2 separate regions of the Mus musculus genome follow, and region 1 is linked to region 2. A link is a loop called in an ENCODE intact Hi-C map of the cell type or tissue named here. Cell type or tissue: heart. All regions are shown on one strand. Links, peaks and the distances in the headings refer to the core of each region. The heading gives the core; the rest is flanking DNA.

The links. A loop is a pair of places that touch in the nucleus more often than their neighbours do. Peaks named below come from ENCODE experiments on the same cell type or tissue, not always from the same donor. Only the 100,000 strongest peaks of a DNase experiment are listed, where the experiment ranks them.
Region 1: it touches region 2 in a loop (1.9-fold over the local background); 2 of 42 quality-filtered maps call a loop at or near these places.

The regions. Positions count from the first base shown.
Region 1 is chr12:79,940,361-79,948,693 of GRCm38, forward strand. It overlaps 4933435C09Rik (a long non-coding RNA gene), which reads left to right. Exons shown (of 3, transcript XR_381736.3): 2 at 5,319-5,444. Among named protein-coding and RNA genes, the nearest start is that of 4933435C09Rik, 8.0 kb to the left of the region's middle. RefSeq lists an enhancer at 3,438-5,875. In heart, for the core only: a CTCF peak has its summit at 6,596 (motif pointing right); DNase peaks (open chromatin) are centred at 2,371, 2,461 and 4,441; H3K27ac peaks cover 5,427 bases.
Region 2 is chr12:80,002,170-80,010,502 of GRCm38, forward strand. No RefSeq gene overlaps it. Among named protein-coding and RNA genes, the nearest start is that of Gm36834, 13 kb to the right of the region's middle. In heart, for the core only: a CTCF peak has its summit at 3,276 (motif pointing left); DNase peaks (open chromatin) are centred at 466, 2,287, 2,642 and 3,642; H3K27ac peaks cover 4,724 bases.

The DNA of each region.
Region 1 (8,333 bases), core at 303-8,302, 62 kb before region 2:
TAACTCTCAAAAGACATTAATGGGGTCAAGCCTGAATATCTTGAAGACTGAGTTTAATTCTTTATTTGGATATTTATGCACAGAACTCCCATTAGTCAACTCTACTGCCCGATCAAATGGTTATTATGGTCTATTTTCATCTCCATATAATCACAATGGTGGTCCACCAAACACTGCCTTCCTCCTGTACCTGCCCACTGTCTTCTCTCCTGTGTGTTAAACCCAATGACTGGTGCTTGTTCTTTATTCTTCTGTCCTCTATGCAATGGAACTTTGGTCATTAGCTTCTCTTCACCTGTCTAGTTCCATCTGTCTAGTTCTATGGTTTCCTAAAACTTAGTGGCTTTATTTCAGTTGTATCAGTACTGGGGATTGAATCCAGGGACTTACATATTATGCAAATGCCTTACTACTGAGTATCTGCCCACTATATATGTATATATATATATATATATATATATGTGTGTGTATATATATATATATGTATATATATATATATATATATATATATATATATATTGTGTGTGTATGTGTGCACACGCACATGGATGTGAGTGTATGTATTTGTGTGTATGTGCATTTACATGCATGTGGAGGCCAGAGATCAACCTCTGGTGTCATTTCTCGGTAGCTATCCACTTTGTCTTGTTGAGTCAGAGTCTTTTACTGGGACTTAGAGATTGCTGACTAGACTAGGCTGGCTGACCAGCAAGCTCCTGGGATCCAGCCACCTCCCTGTCTGCACGAGCAGCCATCCTGGCTTTTTTACACAAGTGCTAGAAACCAAACTTAGCTCCTAATGCTTAGCAAGTACTTAAGGGACTGAGCTGTATTCTCAACCCTTATTTACATCCTATTTACATATTTATCTTGAAATAGTTAGTGTCCCTTCTGTCTCTCTCTTTAGCACTAAGTTGCCCAGAACTGCCTTTCACAAGGTAGGCATTCAATTATTTGTGTATTGATTTACTCTGTGTGTGTGTCTGTGTGTGTGTGTGTGTGTGTGAGAGAGGCAAGAGTTATACATGTGTGCATACATGTTCATGTGTGCATGTACATGGGTACACATGTATGTCAATATGTCAAGGACAGAGACCAGCATCAAGTGTCTTCTTCAATCCCTTCTTTATTTGTTTTGAAACAGCCTCTTGTTGAGCCTGGAGCTTACTGATTGGCTAGACCGTTGGCCAACAAGCCTTATGTTTTATCCTCCCTATCTCCACCTCCCAAGTAGCAGGACTACAGGAGCTACTAATCATGCCCAGCTTTTTACTTGGGTGCTGGGGATCCAAACCCAAGTCCTCAGGTTTACACAGCAAGCACTCTATAGACCAAGGCACCTCCCCACCCCGGATTTAATTTTTTTCACTAATACCTATATCAAACTTATCTGAGATATTAAGGTCTGGGAACTCTATGCAGTCCTATGAACTATATGAGCTATGGCATCAAAACCTCTTTCCATTTTTGTTACATTTCTTTATTCTCTCTCTCTCTCTCTCTCTCTCTCTCTCTCTCTCTCTCTCTCTCTCTCTCTCTCTCTCTGTGTGTGTGTGTGTGTGTACCTGTGTACATGCTGGTCAGAGGACGACTTACAGGCATCACATTCTTTCTTATCACCATAAAAGTCCTGGAGGCCAGCTGAACTCTGGCCACTGGGCATGACAATGAGCCTCTTTACCTGCCGAGCCATCTGGCTCGCTGTCTACTTTTATTTTGAAGGTACAAATGTGGGGAGAGCTTCAGAATCAGGAAGAGCATTTAGACTTCAGAACACTGATGGCAGCCCTTAGGAATGGATTGGGGTAGCCTCTGTTTCATTTGTAGACTTCTCTGTGTTTTCTAACTTGTCCTCTATAGCCACAGGTGACTTTTACGATCATAAAATGCTGCCTATGGTTGGTTTTTTCCCCTTCATTTTTTTTTATTTCTGAATCTGGTATTTAGGTCTCTCTCTCTCTCTCTCTCTCTCTCTCTCTCTCTCTCTCTCTCTCCCCCCCTCAGCATACCTCTGGGTTTCTCTCTGAAAATAAGGTGACCCAGGATGGAGGCCTTACAGACAGCTATGAGGTCATAAAAAGAAAAGTTAACTACAAACAGTTAGGTTTTAATTACATGTGGTGTCAGGTGACTGTAGGACTTGCAATGACAGCATTTGAAGGGTTAATGGTGCCACTACAAACCATCATTAGGAAGGAGCAAGGATTCAGGGACATAGCCTCTCCCCTCAGGCCACTCCTTCAGTCTGCCTTGCCCTGCCCGCTGATGCTGGTCCTGGACCTGGACTGTCTTTTAGTGTGTTGTCAGGCTGTGTGTGCCAAACACTCAGCCTCGGTGGAAGCGACTGTTCCTTGAACTTTGCTACACCCCCCGCCTGCTGGGGTCTCGGGAGGGAAGCATTCACCTCTAGCCCAGATGAAATGGAGCTTCAGTAAACCACAGTGGCCTTGGGCTCTGAACTAAGTATTTCTTAGACTGCCAGCATCACTCTCCACGGAGTGTCATATAACTCCCAAATATGTGAAGAGGAAACCAAAGAGCTGAGGAACACAGATGTCCTGTGGCTGGAGAGGCCATCTAGAAAGTGGCCGTTCACTGAGACACCAGGTGTGTGAGAGGAACAGGACGCCTATGAGAAGGTGGGGGATCCCAGAACAAGGAGGCCAGAATTCCAGGAAATTTGTGCTTCACGAAGCCAAGTTTGTAAAATCCTCCCCTGACCCCTCCCGTTCTGGAAAGCATCCTACACAAACTGCTGGGGTTTCCAGTCTGATATTTGATAAGCACAAATCAGCTGAAGCTATTTTGGAGACCTGGGGTTTTGTATGGTTAATGATGGTCAGGGGGGACCTTCTCATCTCCTTCAACGTCTCGCCAGTGGCTGCCCTGCTGGGCTCTTGCCCACACCAGCCCTCCACTGAGGTATGCTTTCTTCACAGGGCCACTTCCTCACTGGCTCATGTCACCAGCAGCCTTGCTTCTGCCCTGACTCTCAGCATCTGTGACCATAGAAAATGACCCCACACACACAACACACCCTGGTCCCTTCTTTCTTCTCCCAAATCACCCAATCCCAGAGTTGGAGAAAATCCCAGACACATCAACCAGCCTTTTCAGTGATATACGATGGACCTTGTGGCCCAAGCTCCTATGATCAGGACAAGACTGGCTCTAGCCTTGGGTGCAGTTTTGTTCTAAGAGCCTGGCCTGTAGTAGGTTCCATAAGCCAGTGGTAAGTGAGTGAACAAGTGAATGAATGAATGAATGAATGAGTAATTCATTCCCTTGGTCTTGCTTTTTCTTCCGACCAAATGGGTCCCATCACTTCTCTGTGCTTTTCTAGAGACTCTGCCTCCTCAGACAACCTTGTGGTGTGACAGGGCTGGCCCAGGGTCTCTCTTATGGCTTTAAGGAAAAGACATCCAGATTCAAGTATACCAATGATGGCAGCCTTGTGCTGGTTTCCACAAACTTGGTGTGAACCTTGGCTTGAATAAGGGAAATCTCTTCTCCCACAGTGCTGTAGACAAGATGCTGTTAACAGGGACTCCTTCCAGGCACTCTGAGGCAGAGTGTGGTCCAGGCCTTCCTTCTAGCTTCTCCTGTTGCCTGCAATCCCTGGGCACGTGTTCAGTGAGCATGGTGGTATGAATGAGAAAGCCTACCATAGGCTTATCATCTGAGACCACAAATGTGCACCACCACATCTAGATCTTTACATAGGCTCTGGGGATGGAGCATGGATGGTTAGGCTTGCGCAGACAAGCATTTTTAACTGCTAAGCCATCCCCCCCCAGCTCTCCGTTTTGCTTTTCTTCATGTGTCTTCTGTGTCCTCCCCCCCGAGTCTCCTGTTTCTTCTTGTCGCAGTCCTCATTTCACATCCTATATCTATGCTCGCACCCACAGATCTACATATAAACATCACAGGCTAAGATCTGATAGGACAGAGAACATACGGTGTTCTCTTCCTGAATCTGGGCCACCTCATTGAGTATAATTTCCAGGTCCACACATTTTCCTGCAAGTTTCATAATTTTGTCTTTCTTTACAGCCGAATGAAATGCCATCACGTATAAGTACCACATGTTCGCAATGCGTTTGTGTGTTGATGGCCATCTAAGCATGCTCTAATTCCCTGTTACTGTGAGTAGTGTAGCGACACACACAGATATGCAGGTATCTGATGCAGCCCAGGAGTGGGATAGATGGGTAAACTCCTAGTCCAGCCACAGACCACAGACCACAGACACATTCTTCTAAAAGACTTTCTGGGGACACTTTTCAGATCCTGGGGACACTTTTCCCTTCAGGAAAGTCATGGGAAAAGAGAGGCAGGCAGCAGCAGTTGGCCTGTCTTCCTCCACCCTTAGCAAGGCCACAGAAACCTTGCCCCAGCCCTATCCTCTGGAGGAAGTCAGTCAGCCTCACCCTGCCCCTCTGTCCCAGGCCCTCGGAGGCTCCCCACCCCCACTGCTCTTTTCTGTTTACACTGGGAGTTGAGCTTCTGCAGAGCTTAAGTGCAGTTCTGGCCCTTTTGTTTGTTTTGAAGTCAAGTTACAACTTTGCTCCCGGATTTATTGCAAATTCCATTTATCTCCCTCTGCCCTGGGTCTCTCTGTGCAAATCCTTTAGGTCTTCTCTCCCCACTGAGGACAAATGTCAATTGACACAGGAAAGGATAGGCGTGTACAGATGTGGGGGAGGGACGCACAAGGGCCAGAGCTGTCCCCAGGCTGGTAGCACAGGAGACTCACAGATAACCCAAGGTGGGCAGGCACAGCAGTCTGCCCATCACACACACACACACACACACACACACACACCCATTTTTCATAGACCTTAATAGGAAAGGAGAGCCAGGCCCAAAGAAATCCCAGTCCTGAGGGGTAAAGTAAACAAAGGGAGGTTCTGGTCTGAGGAGAGAAGCCTGTGGCAATTTTTAGCAGGAAGTGGTGTGAGGCCAAGGGTCCTGGGAGGCCTGGAATGGAAGCTCCTTGGAGTTGATCTGACAAGGGCTGAGGGCCTGAGAGTTGGGTATGGGTTCGAGTCCAGGCCTTGCTGGGAGAGCACAGCCTCAGAGAACCTGCTTCCTTCACGTGGCTATCTCAGGTCTCTCCAAACCCCACTGTGCCCGTAAACTGCTGCCGAAGAGCAAACATCACCACATGAATCTCACTAGGGAAAGAAAGAATCAAACTGAGCTGAACAAATTGGAACCGGGAAATCCCACTGTGCTGTCCGTCTGTTGGCGGTGGTGGCAGCGGCTTGTCCTTCCAAGACAGGAAGTGCTGATGGCCTGTCTCTTCCTTGCCTAAGGTCCCTGGCATGCAGAAGACACTTGAGTGGAGTAAAAGAGGCTGACCCTTCCCCTTTCCACCCCTAGCCAGGGGACCAGACAAGGGGTTAGAGTGCCCTGGAGCAGGCTCTGGTGGTGGGCAGCAGGTAAGAAGAGACACTTTTCCAAAATGTCTTCCCCGGGGCATCACCCAAGTCATAAAGCTAGAACCTTAGCCTCTCAGCCAAGGACCCCACAAAGCAGGGTTAGGGAGAGAGGACAGAGCACCCCACCCCTTACCTCTGAGAGCACCCATTGCACCTCTAAGTGCTGTTGTATGGGAGAAGCACTTCTCCACACAGGGCACTGGGCTCCATTCACAGTCTGTCAGGACTTGATTCGTCCTTGGTCTCTAATCAACTGGGCCACTGGCCCAGCCTCTCCCTGCCTCTCGCCATCCATCCTCCTGCATCAACCACATTTCTCCAGACACAACACCGCCTCTTAATAGGCTCAACAGCTTACTTACTGTGTGCCTTGGACATCCACTCCCCCAGGTTCTGCCCCACACCAATTTCTGTGGTTCTCTGTGCATCCCTCATTCCCTGCTCCCCTCGTGTCCCCTTGCAAGCTTTTCTGTGTCCCCTCAATCCCTCTGTCCCTAACTTCCTCAAGGCTGTCAAGAAGGACCCACCTAAATCAATCTTTGCACCCTCTCTGAACCTGAAGCTGTCTTGTCTGACCCTGCAGGGAGGCTAGGCACCATACCATGCTGGGGGTGGATCAACACCTGGGCAGCTGCCCCTGAGAACTGCACCTTTCTCAGATTCCTCGACTCTGCCCCAACCTCCATTTTTCCTCTGTAGAACATCTCATGGCCCTCTTTGGTAGGGCTCTGTCTGGTCTTTCCTCAGACCCTTTCTGGCCTCTCCTGGCTCACCTCAGAGTCCCTTCATATGGCTGCTTACCTTCCTTCATGCCAGGGCAGCAGGTGTCCCCACCTCCTCTGCAAACTAAACTTACTTACCTGGCCCAGTATTGCCCCTGGCCTTCCACACCGGTCATCTGAGCCTCCTTCTTTCCTGGATCAGAGGCTGCATGTTCAGGTTCTGCTGCGATTCAAAGGTACACTCGTGGTCATCCTTGAGTGGCAGTACCCCAGAGCATGGCTGCCTCTTCCCTTGGGCTGGAATGGCTTCCCTCAGACCTGCTTTCTGCCCACTTGGCACCTTCTGGTTCCAGAACACACTTCCCATAGGGTCCTGCAAACCTTCTGCGTCTACTCCTTTCCTCAGGCCCAGCCCACGCACCTTCCTCGCAGCCGCCTCCTGGGGGCGCTGTGCCTCCAGACCACCATCTGGATTCTACCTTGGGATCACCTGGCTTCTCTCTGCCAGTCTTCCGCTGTCCTCCTCCTCTGTACACGCCAACCTACCTCTCTGCCAACCCAGCCCCCTTCCTCGTCCTCATCACCCAGAGTCACGTCTCCTGCCGTTACTTCCATGAACCTCCATCTCTAGCTACTGAAATTCCCACAATTCTACTGAAACTCCCACTACTGCTGGCCGCATCTCCACAGACACCATGGAGAACTGCAGGAAACCAAATCAAACATCTCTCAGACTCATGTCTCTTCTTGAGACTGCTTGACCACACTAGCTCTCCAGCCTCCCCACTGGCAAGGCTGAAATCTGCCCCTTGAAGTTAGTATTAGCTTCCACAAACCCAAGCAATCTAATTCGGAATATATACACATATATGTATATATACATATACATTATATAATATATGCATATAATATATGTACATGTACACATATGTATACATACATATATGTATACATATACATGTGTGCTTATATATTGTATATGTATATTTTTATATGTGTATATGCATATATGTATATATACCTTCATATTCTAATGTTATCTAAATTAAAGCCCTCAGTCTTTTCTCTCCCAGACTTTTCTCTCGGCCTCTGAGTTTTTTCTCTTACGGTCTATTTATCTGTGGACACAGGGTCCTTCGCAGCAACCCATCTTCCCTTTAGAAACTAAGGAGGACTCCATAGTGTATGTGGTTCCCTAGCCAGGGTCAGGGCCTTGCCTTGCTGCCAGCCTGATTCTTGCCACCTGTTGCCTGCAGCCGTTGGCTCAGGACCTGAGTCTAGACTCTAGCCACCTACTCCCCACTTACAGAGCTAGCCAAGCCCTCACATACACAGTTTTCTGCTCACCCATTTTGTCTGCCATTTTGACACCTCTCTTCCTTGTTTGCTACATTGTATTTCCCAGTCTTGCTCAAAGCCTTGCTCTTCCAAGAAACCTGCAGACCTCCAAAAGAACAGCTCCCCTCCTTCATCCCCAAGGAGAGCAACATCTGAGCCGGCCTCATCTCCCTGCGTGCACAGCCCTGGCTGACCAGAGAACCGTTCTTAATGTCATATGTATACCATACATATTTAACTAAAGCCAGTTGCGTTTGAATTGGATCTTGTTCTCAGATTTAGCCAAAGTTCTCCGTTGCCAAAACTGAGGACAGAGTCAGGGAGTAAGATAGCCCCAGGCTTCTAATCCCTGATTCAGTACCCAGAAAATTAAGGAATCCCTGACTCAGTGGCCCAAAGTCTTGCATGTGCCCTCTGTAGGTATACTGACGTCACTTAGGACCGTCCTCCTACCAACTGGGTGGACTGGAGTCAGAACAGAGAGACCTTGGACATGCAGCTGGGGCTCAGTCTCTTTCCCAGTTACCTCTGAGAACGTGTCATTCTGTTCTCGGAACCTCTAGGGCGATTGCTTACATCTGACTTTCAGCATCGGAGGCTACTGTCTTACAGGCTCTGTGGTGGATAACCTCTTTCCTGTTCTCTAGGCCTTCCTCTGCCCCTCCAAGTCTTGCTGCTCCCTCTACATTCCGTCCCCTCTAGCTGGGTCTCCTGCAGACAAAGTTTCTCCTATTGGCACAATCTTCAATGGAGAGAATCTCTGGAGCTTACAGAACTGTGTAACTCCTGGAGAGACTGTGGGGCAGGGCGGGGAGTGAGACAGAGACGG
Region 2 (8,333 bases), core at 180-8,179:
TTGCCCACAGCCTGCACCCTGGCTTTGGGAGGATTCTTCTCTCACCCCCATTGCTTTTGAGTTTTCTGGTTTTTTCCTCTACTCTGAGGCTTGTCAAGTTCCAGGCAAGAAAGCATAAAAGGATTCCAAACAGCACCATCAAGCCCACCACTCTCTCTCTCTCTCTCTCTCTCTCTCTCTCTCTCTCTCTCTCTCTCTCTCTCACACACACACACACACACACACACACACACACACACACACACACACACACACAAACACACTTCCTACTCCACAGCATTCCCATCAAAATCCAATTGCACACAGTTCTGGGATCTGGAGCCAAATGAGGCCCAGTAAAAGCTTTGAAACCATTCACATGGCCCCTAGCCCTCCATAAGAGTTCCATAGTTAAAGTTCCAGCCAGAATCCTGGGCCTTGCTGGCAACCCGTGCTGCTGGGTCACTGTGGGAGGTGGGACAGGGCCCTGTAGCCTGCTGTGCCTCAGTTTCCCTGCCTGTCAGTTTAGACAACCATGACGATGGCTAATTCTGAATTGTCTGCCTGCTGGTGGGATCAGGCACTGAGGGGGGCTCAGATTTATGGCATGGAAGTCTAGGAATGAGCCAAAGTGGAGGGACTAAATTGGGTTGGGTGCCCGGCTCCCAGAAAGGCAGCCAGGGAAAATTAGACACGCTGCTGAGAGAACTATCCCGATGACTTCACAGAAGGCTCCTGCTCAGAAACAGCCACTGTGTTATTGTAACTTTCACAGCCTGGGCCAAGCTCTTCCTGGTAACGGGAAGTTTGGGATTGAAGTCGTCCGTGTACCCGGCTGTTACCGAGGTCACCCTGGGAGCTGGGGCTCTTCCAAAGGAAGCCAGCATGGGGCTTCTGGGCTTGGCGGAGTGGCTGGACAGATGGACAGTCTCTGAGTAAAAAAGTCATGGTTGTAAGGCAGGCGGGGAGGCGTGGCAAGCCCCCCTGCTGCAGCTACCTTGGTGGGAGTAAGTCTTTATGGCGTACCTCTGCCACAAAGCCTCTTGGTCTCCAGAAGCCATGTTCGCAGCAGTAAGCCAAGAGCCCAGACAGAGAAAGGGCCCAAGAACTACTACCATAGCTCCCCCACATACACCAACCCCCGGACCACAAACCTCCAGGCCCACATAATTCCCAGCAATGGATTTTCTTCTTATCCACTAAACCCTGTCCATTGCCCTTCTAGCCATTTGCTCTTTTTAATCTTCCTTTTATGCAAAAAATAAACAGCTCCGTGAAGTTTCATCCCACCCTTGTCTTCCATCGGCGTGCTTCAAATGATTACGAGAAAGCTTGGTTCACGTCGTCCAGCGAACCAGTCTAACTAGGGTTTGCCTCGTGGATGTCTACCCCTGAACTGATTTTTTTTTTCTTTCCCACCACTGCCGGCTCTCAGCCACTCATCCATCTCCTGCTCATCTCTGTTGGAAACGCGACCAGCCAGGACCAGCCAAGCCAAACAGGTGTCAGTACGCACTCAGACTCTCCAAGGATGAGAGCTCTTCTGTGGCTACCAGATTGTACCCTGACGCTGGCCAGCTCCTGGCGTCTGCCCCTGGCCCTCCCAAGATGGCAGTCTATGGGGACATAGTTCAGACACTCGATCTGGTTTCTTCCAAGTCTGGTTCCATTGGCAAAATGAAACTCCCTGCCAAGAGAAAGCCAGCTTGTCTTGTCTACGAGGCACCCATGGTACCTGGCAAGTCACCCACGCTGAGATGGCAAAGGACCCTTGGAGACTTCCACACTTGGTGAGCCATTGTGAGGAGGGAGGGAGACAAAAGGAAGATTCCCGAAGCAAATGTCAGATGCTCATAACACAGTCTTATTCTAGAAAACAGCACATGGGGCAAAGATGCAATGACAAACATAAAACAACTAGTTCTTGCAAAAGGAAGGAAGGGCAGGAGATTGTACACAGGACCTTAAAAATGTAAAGCTTCCCATAGCATGGTTGTCTCACCTCTCCAGTCTGTGTGCTACTCCTCTCTTCTGCCCACCTGAATTCACATTCACAGGCTTACACACCTGGGGGACTACTATCCCTGCCTACTTTGTTGCTGTCACCCATCTTCCAGTTTCCAACTCTGTCCTCTCTGGCATCTCATCCCGCTCCCTAACAAACCTTCCAGAGGCCTGGAGATACATTGCCTCTTCCCTCCGCCTCACATCCTGGCTACTTCCTCCCTACACTTTGTTTCCACATCAGTGGCTACCCCTATCTGTCCTCTGATGCAGATGCACAGGGCCTTGCCTTTCTAATGAGTCTCTGTATCTCCAACCCTGTCTTAAAGTATTTTTGTATGCCCCAGGGACATCTCCACAGTGCTCTGAACACTGTCAGACCTTGGACAGTGCTTACGTAGTTGACTGATTATCCAAAATGGATTTTGAGGGAACAAATGGATACAGAGTCATGAGGAACTATGGAAAAGTTAAATGAAGCTGTGAGCCTGGGACCGGGCAGTTCCTTCTTGGGGGCAGTAGTTTAATGGGTTTTCCATTCTAGGCAATCCCCTGATAGCCCTAGAATCCCACAGAGACCCAAGGAGGGAGGTGGCTGGGTGAACTGTGTGCTCTGCAATCAAGCAAGACCATAAATGCAGATCCAGGCAAGCTAAGCGACGTTAGCTTTGCAGCTGCAGGTGATGAGAACGGTATTTATAGGCTCGATGACATGTCAGAAGTGGTGAGTCCCAGAGGCTGGGACTGGAGCTGGACATCCTGAGACCCCGATGTTCTGTTTTTGTTCTCCTCCCTGTCCTTCCCTCCTGGAGCCCCTGGAACTTTCCATGTAATTTGGATGAAAGCAGAAATCATCTGTTGTTTCTCAGTCCTTACTCATACTAGGGAAGGATTTAAAAATCTGCTTTGTAGAAGGGTGGTTTGTAATGAGTGGAAAGATTCTATTGCCTCAAAAACGGCATTTGCCGTTACGTCAAAACCTTCTTCAGAAATTTTCACAATTCTAGGCAGAGACAGAAGCTATTCTGTCTTCTGAGACCCGCAGGGACACAGGGCTAGGATTGGCACTGGACAGTCCTTATTGGTAGATGAACACATCTTAGACAAGAAGTTCTAGAGAATCCAGGTTCACCTGATAAAGACTTTTATTTGGGGGGTTCTGGAGAGATGGCTGGGTAGTTAAAAGCACAGAGGACTCAAGTGCAATTTCCAGCTCCCACATGGCAGCTCACAACCATATGTAACTCCAGTTCCGGGGAATCTAACGCCCTCTTTTGGCCTCTGTCAGTACTGCATGTACATGGTACACATTCGTGCAGGTAAAGCACCTATACACATAAAAATAAAAATAGATAAATCTTTGTCAAACGAACTTCCTTTTTCCATAAGCCTCTTTCTTTCATGACAGATAATAGAACCCAAGGCAAATCTACGAGGAGAGGGACCAAATCCTCTGCCATTTATGACCCAAAAAAATGCGGAAATCACTGTTTTCCTTCAGAGCCGTGTAAAAAGGACTAGCCAAAGAACAAATTACAAACAGCTACACAAGCATCAGGGAAGTCCCATAGATCATAAGGGATGGAAAATAACCATGAGATCATCAGGCTCATCTCCTGTGGGGCCTGACAGCCAGGACACAGCCGTGCAAACCCCATCTAAGAGCGTCCTGGCCATGGAGTCTCTGGCTTCGCACTGTGAACAGTGTCTCCCATGCGATCTCAGACAGGCCGCAGCTACAAACCACGGCCAGAACATTCTCTACAGGGCAGGCTGGGTTTTTTGTTTGTTTGGTTGGTTGGTTTAGGGTTTGGGTTTTTTTTTTTTTTTTCCTCACTGTTTGTAAGCAACTCTAAATATTTATCCACAGTTCACCCAACCATGCTGACCAGCGCTGTATACTAGCCAGACCTGGTCAAGCTTAAACGTGCATCAATTCCTGTAGTGACTAAGGGCAATCTTTTAGCTATCAATTCGGGGGGATGTTGGGCCTATTTTCATGGTGAGGAAAGCAAATATAGCTCCTCTGTACCAAGAAATCAAACAAAAATAAGGAGCTGAACTAGAACTTTTCTAATCAAAGGGAGTATACAGAGTGAAATACATACACAACACACTACACACACACACACAACACACACAATAAATACTCAGTGTAAAAACTTTGGAGGATACACAAAATCACAAACAGAAAACCTTCCTTCTGGTATTTCTCTTTCCATAGCCACTTCTGTTTTAGTGTGTGATGATATCGTGTTATATTATATATCATATATACAGTTATTTATCATAAGATATGCTATATATACATATCACATATATAGTTATTTGCATGTATACTTGCATTTAAGCATATTCTTAGATATCTCACTACAAATTTCCCAGGAAATGGAAGAAGTCATCAGTGTTGTCTTCTAGTTTCTTCGAAGGATGGCTCTGAGTGTCTCACAAACTTCTTCCAAGCAGGCACCACCTCCTAGTCTGTAATGTGTCCCAATACTACCATGAAATCATAACTCCAACTATAGGTTGGCCCATACAAAACCCTCATTATGCAGCTCCTTCCCCAAAGCCCATTTCTGGACATTGCATTGGGGACTAACCTTCAGTCAAGCCTTTGGGAGATGCTTTACAGTCAAACTATAATAGTACCATGGGATGGGTCAGAAGTGACTGAAGGGAGGGACTAGATGTCTAGGTACATAGGTGTGAGACAGCTAACTTGAGTCTCTAGTTGTTTCTGATTCCTTATAGGCTCGGCTTGTCAATAGAAGTGGTAAGAAAAGACCTGGTCTGGAGTTAGGACTCGGACCACAGTCACTAACCAGTTTTCTAAGGCTGGTTCGGTCCAACTCAGTTGGGTTAATTCAAAGATGTAGAAGCTCCATCACCAGTGATCTCAAAACCAAAAGAGTTTAATTTCTATACGACTGTGGTGCACAGGTTATAGAAAACGAGGCTAAGTAGATTCTGAGAGAGCCCAGCAATGAAAAAAAATCCCTGACACTGGCCCAATCTGTTGGTCTAGCAAGTTTCTGAGAGTTAACACAAGCACTGTCCATTCATCTTTTATCTCCTTGCCTCCTGCACGTCTGCATTCTCTAATCCACCTGCCTCACACACCCTCACTTCCATACCTTGCTCCCATGAGGGCTGATGCTAGTAACAAACCCCCAGGTTTGTGGTAAGAAAGTAGTAGTAGTAGTAGTAGTAATAATAGGATCATTAGTATAATGTGGTGATGTCTGATAATAGTGCTAATTAGCATCACTATTGTGTATCACGTATGCTTTTTCATAGTGTTCCAAGCACTGGGTAAGCACTTTTCATATACAGTGCTAAATTCCAACTCAAATGCACAAGCTCATAGTATGTATGGAATAACTTATGTGGTAGGTGCCACCATGAACATCATTTTACAGTGAGAAAACCCAGTCACAGGGAGGTTAAAGCGATTCTTCTGGGACTATATAGCCATCAGATGGAAGCCAAACCCCCACCCCCTGCATCCTAGTAATCTCTGACTCTCCGCCCTCACAGTTGGTGGCCCAAGGACTCTGAAGCTGGACCAAGGCAGACAACTGCATTGGGTTTGGGAAAGCAGGCTGAGTCGTAGAGGAACCGGAGAATTTAAAACTATGCGCAAGAACCTTGAAACGATGTCTCAGTAGGCAGAGGTTTCAGAGTACCTATGTATGACTTTTGCTTTGCTGCTGGGTTTGAGAGATCCAGAGTGGAATTTGCACAACTTGCACACTGCCAAGGCAGTGTCAGCGTGCAGGAAGGTATGCATGTCTGTACTCGCACGGGCCTTCTGAGGAGACACGAATGTTGAGCCCCCCCTGCTGAAGAATGCAGCAAGGGAAGGTGCCTCTGTCTCGCTCTGATGGCTTTCAAGTGAAGCTCTCTGCAGGCATCCATTCATGCGCTCTGCACCTGAGATACTGACTGTGACAAGCCTGTTGGCCCAGTATCCAGGGATTGTGTCTCTACATGCAGGCAGGGCCAGCAGGAGGGCAGCCTTATCCTCAGAAGTGGTGTGTTCTTCTCATGGGGCCATACTAGACTGGGGAGATGGCAGCGGGGTGGGGGTGGGGGTAACTGTTGAAGTGAGAGACCTTTGCAAGCACAGAGACTCAAAGAAGAATAACAGAAACCTGTGAGATGTTTCCCCCTCATTTGGCCTTGAGAGTGGCCCAGTAGAGATGTTCTTTCTTGTGGTACAGCTGAGGAAACTGTGATTAAAACTAGAAAGAGATTTTTGGAACCTCACACCTTGTCTTTCAGCTCCTATTTCAGGCCATCACATAGAGCACCATCTTGAGCATGGCAGCATTTAAAATATCAAGCAGAATGGGGACATTTTTGACCCTAACCTGGGCTTCTCCTGGGGAAACCACCTCTGGACAGTCAGCCTGGACTGTTCCATTAATTCGAGTGGTGGGGCCCAGTCTGGAGTCTGAACTGTCTGTCTGTCTGCGCTGCTTCCCCTACTGAATTGGCTGCTCTTCTCATGCTGTGACAGAATAACTGACAGAAACAACCTAAGGGAGGAAGGGTTTACCTTAGCTCCTGGTGTATAATTGTAGAGTCCGCCACGGCTGGGAAACCATGGCTGGAGAATTGGCATCGTGGGGCAGCTGATGGGATCAATCAGGAAGCAGAGAGCTGAAGGCAGTGTCAGAGCCAGCGGAGGACCCTTAAGCCCTGCCCCTACAGCCCTCTGTCTGCCAGCAAGACCCCAAACAGTGTGACTATCTGGGAACCAAGTGTTCGATCATGTACAGCTGTGGGAGGCACTGAACATTTAAAACACAGCACCTTCCCTGTCCTCTTTAATGTGAGACTACCATACTTCTTCCATCACTTCCCAAGTTGTCTTCATGGAAGGAAAATTAGGCAGTTCTCTTCATGTTCCCTGTTCATTGCTCCTTGTTGGTTCTATGCCCTATGTCCTGTGAATCCTGTGTGTAGCGACACCAAGACTGAGACCATGACCAAGAGTAAAGGACACAGGATTTACAGGACATAGGGCGTAGAACCAGAGGCACCCAGATGGGGAGTTAGCTGATGTAAGTGGGATGCTTTTACTAAGCTTTGTGTATGGAATCACTGCAGTTGCCAATGAGCCAAGGAGTGACGGACCTATTGTCCTACCTTTTTCTTGGCCCCTTCCTCCCTGCCCTGGCTTCTAGCCCCTCAAAACTATGTGAGTAATTTTATCTCAACCCCTAAAAATACAGCAAAAACAGTAAATATATTAGACAAAAGACTCATAACCAATGTCAGTAATTTCAAAACTCCGTAGGAGGGAAAAGAAACATTTATGGATGACTTCCTAAACACTGGTCCTTTATGTCCATTGATTAAATTTCATTGCAAACTTGTGACTGTCATCTTCTTTTTGTGTGTTAAGAAGATCAAAAGCTGGGCTAGTGAGGAGGGGGAGGTTCAGCAGGTAAGGGCACTGGCTGCCAAGCCTGACGGGCCTGAGTTCTACTCCTGAGACCCATGTGGGAGAGAGCAAAAACTGACTCCTGAAAGTTATCTTCTGACCTCCACATGTGCACCATGCATACACACACAACACACACAAACACACACTCACATATGCATTCATACTCATAAGCAAATTTAATTTTCAAAACATTTTTTTAAAGAGCCAACACTTCAAATAGTAATCTTACTAAAGTTACATAAATGTCAGGATTAGGTCCCCCCCCTCCGCCCCAAGTATGTCTGACCCAAAGTTATGATAATTCTGTCTCCATCAAGTGTCAGTTTAGCCATTTATGTGGAAAGCTAACTATGAGCAAACTCTGCAACTTCCTGGTACCTCCATTTCCCATCTGTAAAATGGGTATGATGCAACAGCTGTTATCCAGCTTCCTCATCTGTCCCACAGTTCTGGTGATCACATGAGCTCATGAGGGAGGAAGGCCTTTACAAACTCCAAGGGACTATAAATACAACATTAATCCTCACTCTGAGTTTTAGCAGCGATTTTGGCTTTTCTGCCATCTAACCCTAATTCTAGCCAATGATATGCTCAGTTATACATGTCTGTCTTATTTTCCACATTCTACTCTAATGGCAGTCTCTAGTGCTGGCTATGAGTTACATCATCTGTGTGGCTTTTCTCCCAGTAGCTAGTACATGTTCCCCTATAACATGTTCCTAATTGCTGAGTTGTGGTATGCTGAGGGCTGGCCTGGTGTTATATATACAAATGCTAAATTCTGGACCCCAAGATCTGGTTGTCATTCAGATGAGTGTATTCTCATGTAAACCGGCCTTTGTTGTGTAAACTGATTGGTTAATTAAAGGCTAGAGCCTGTGATTGGGCAGTA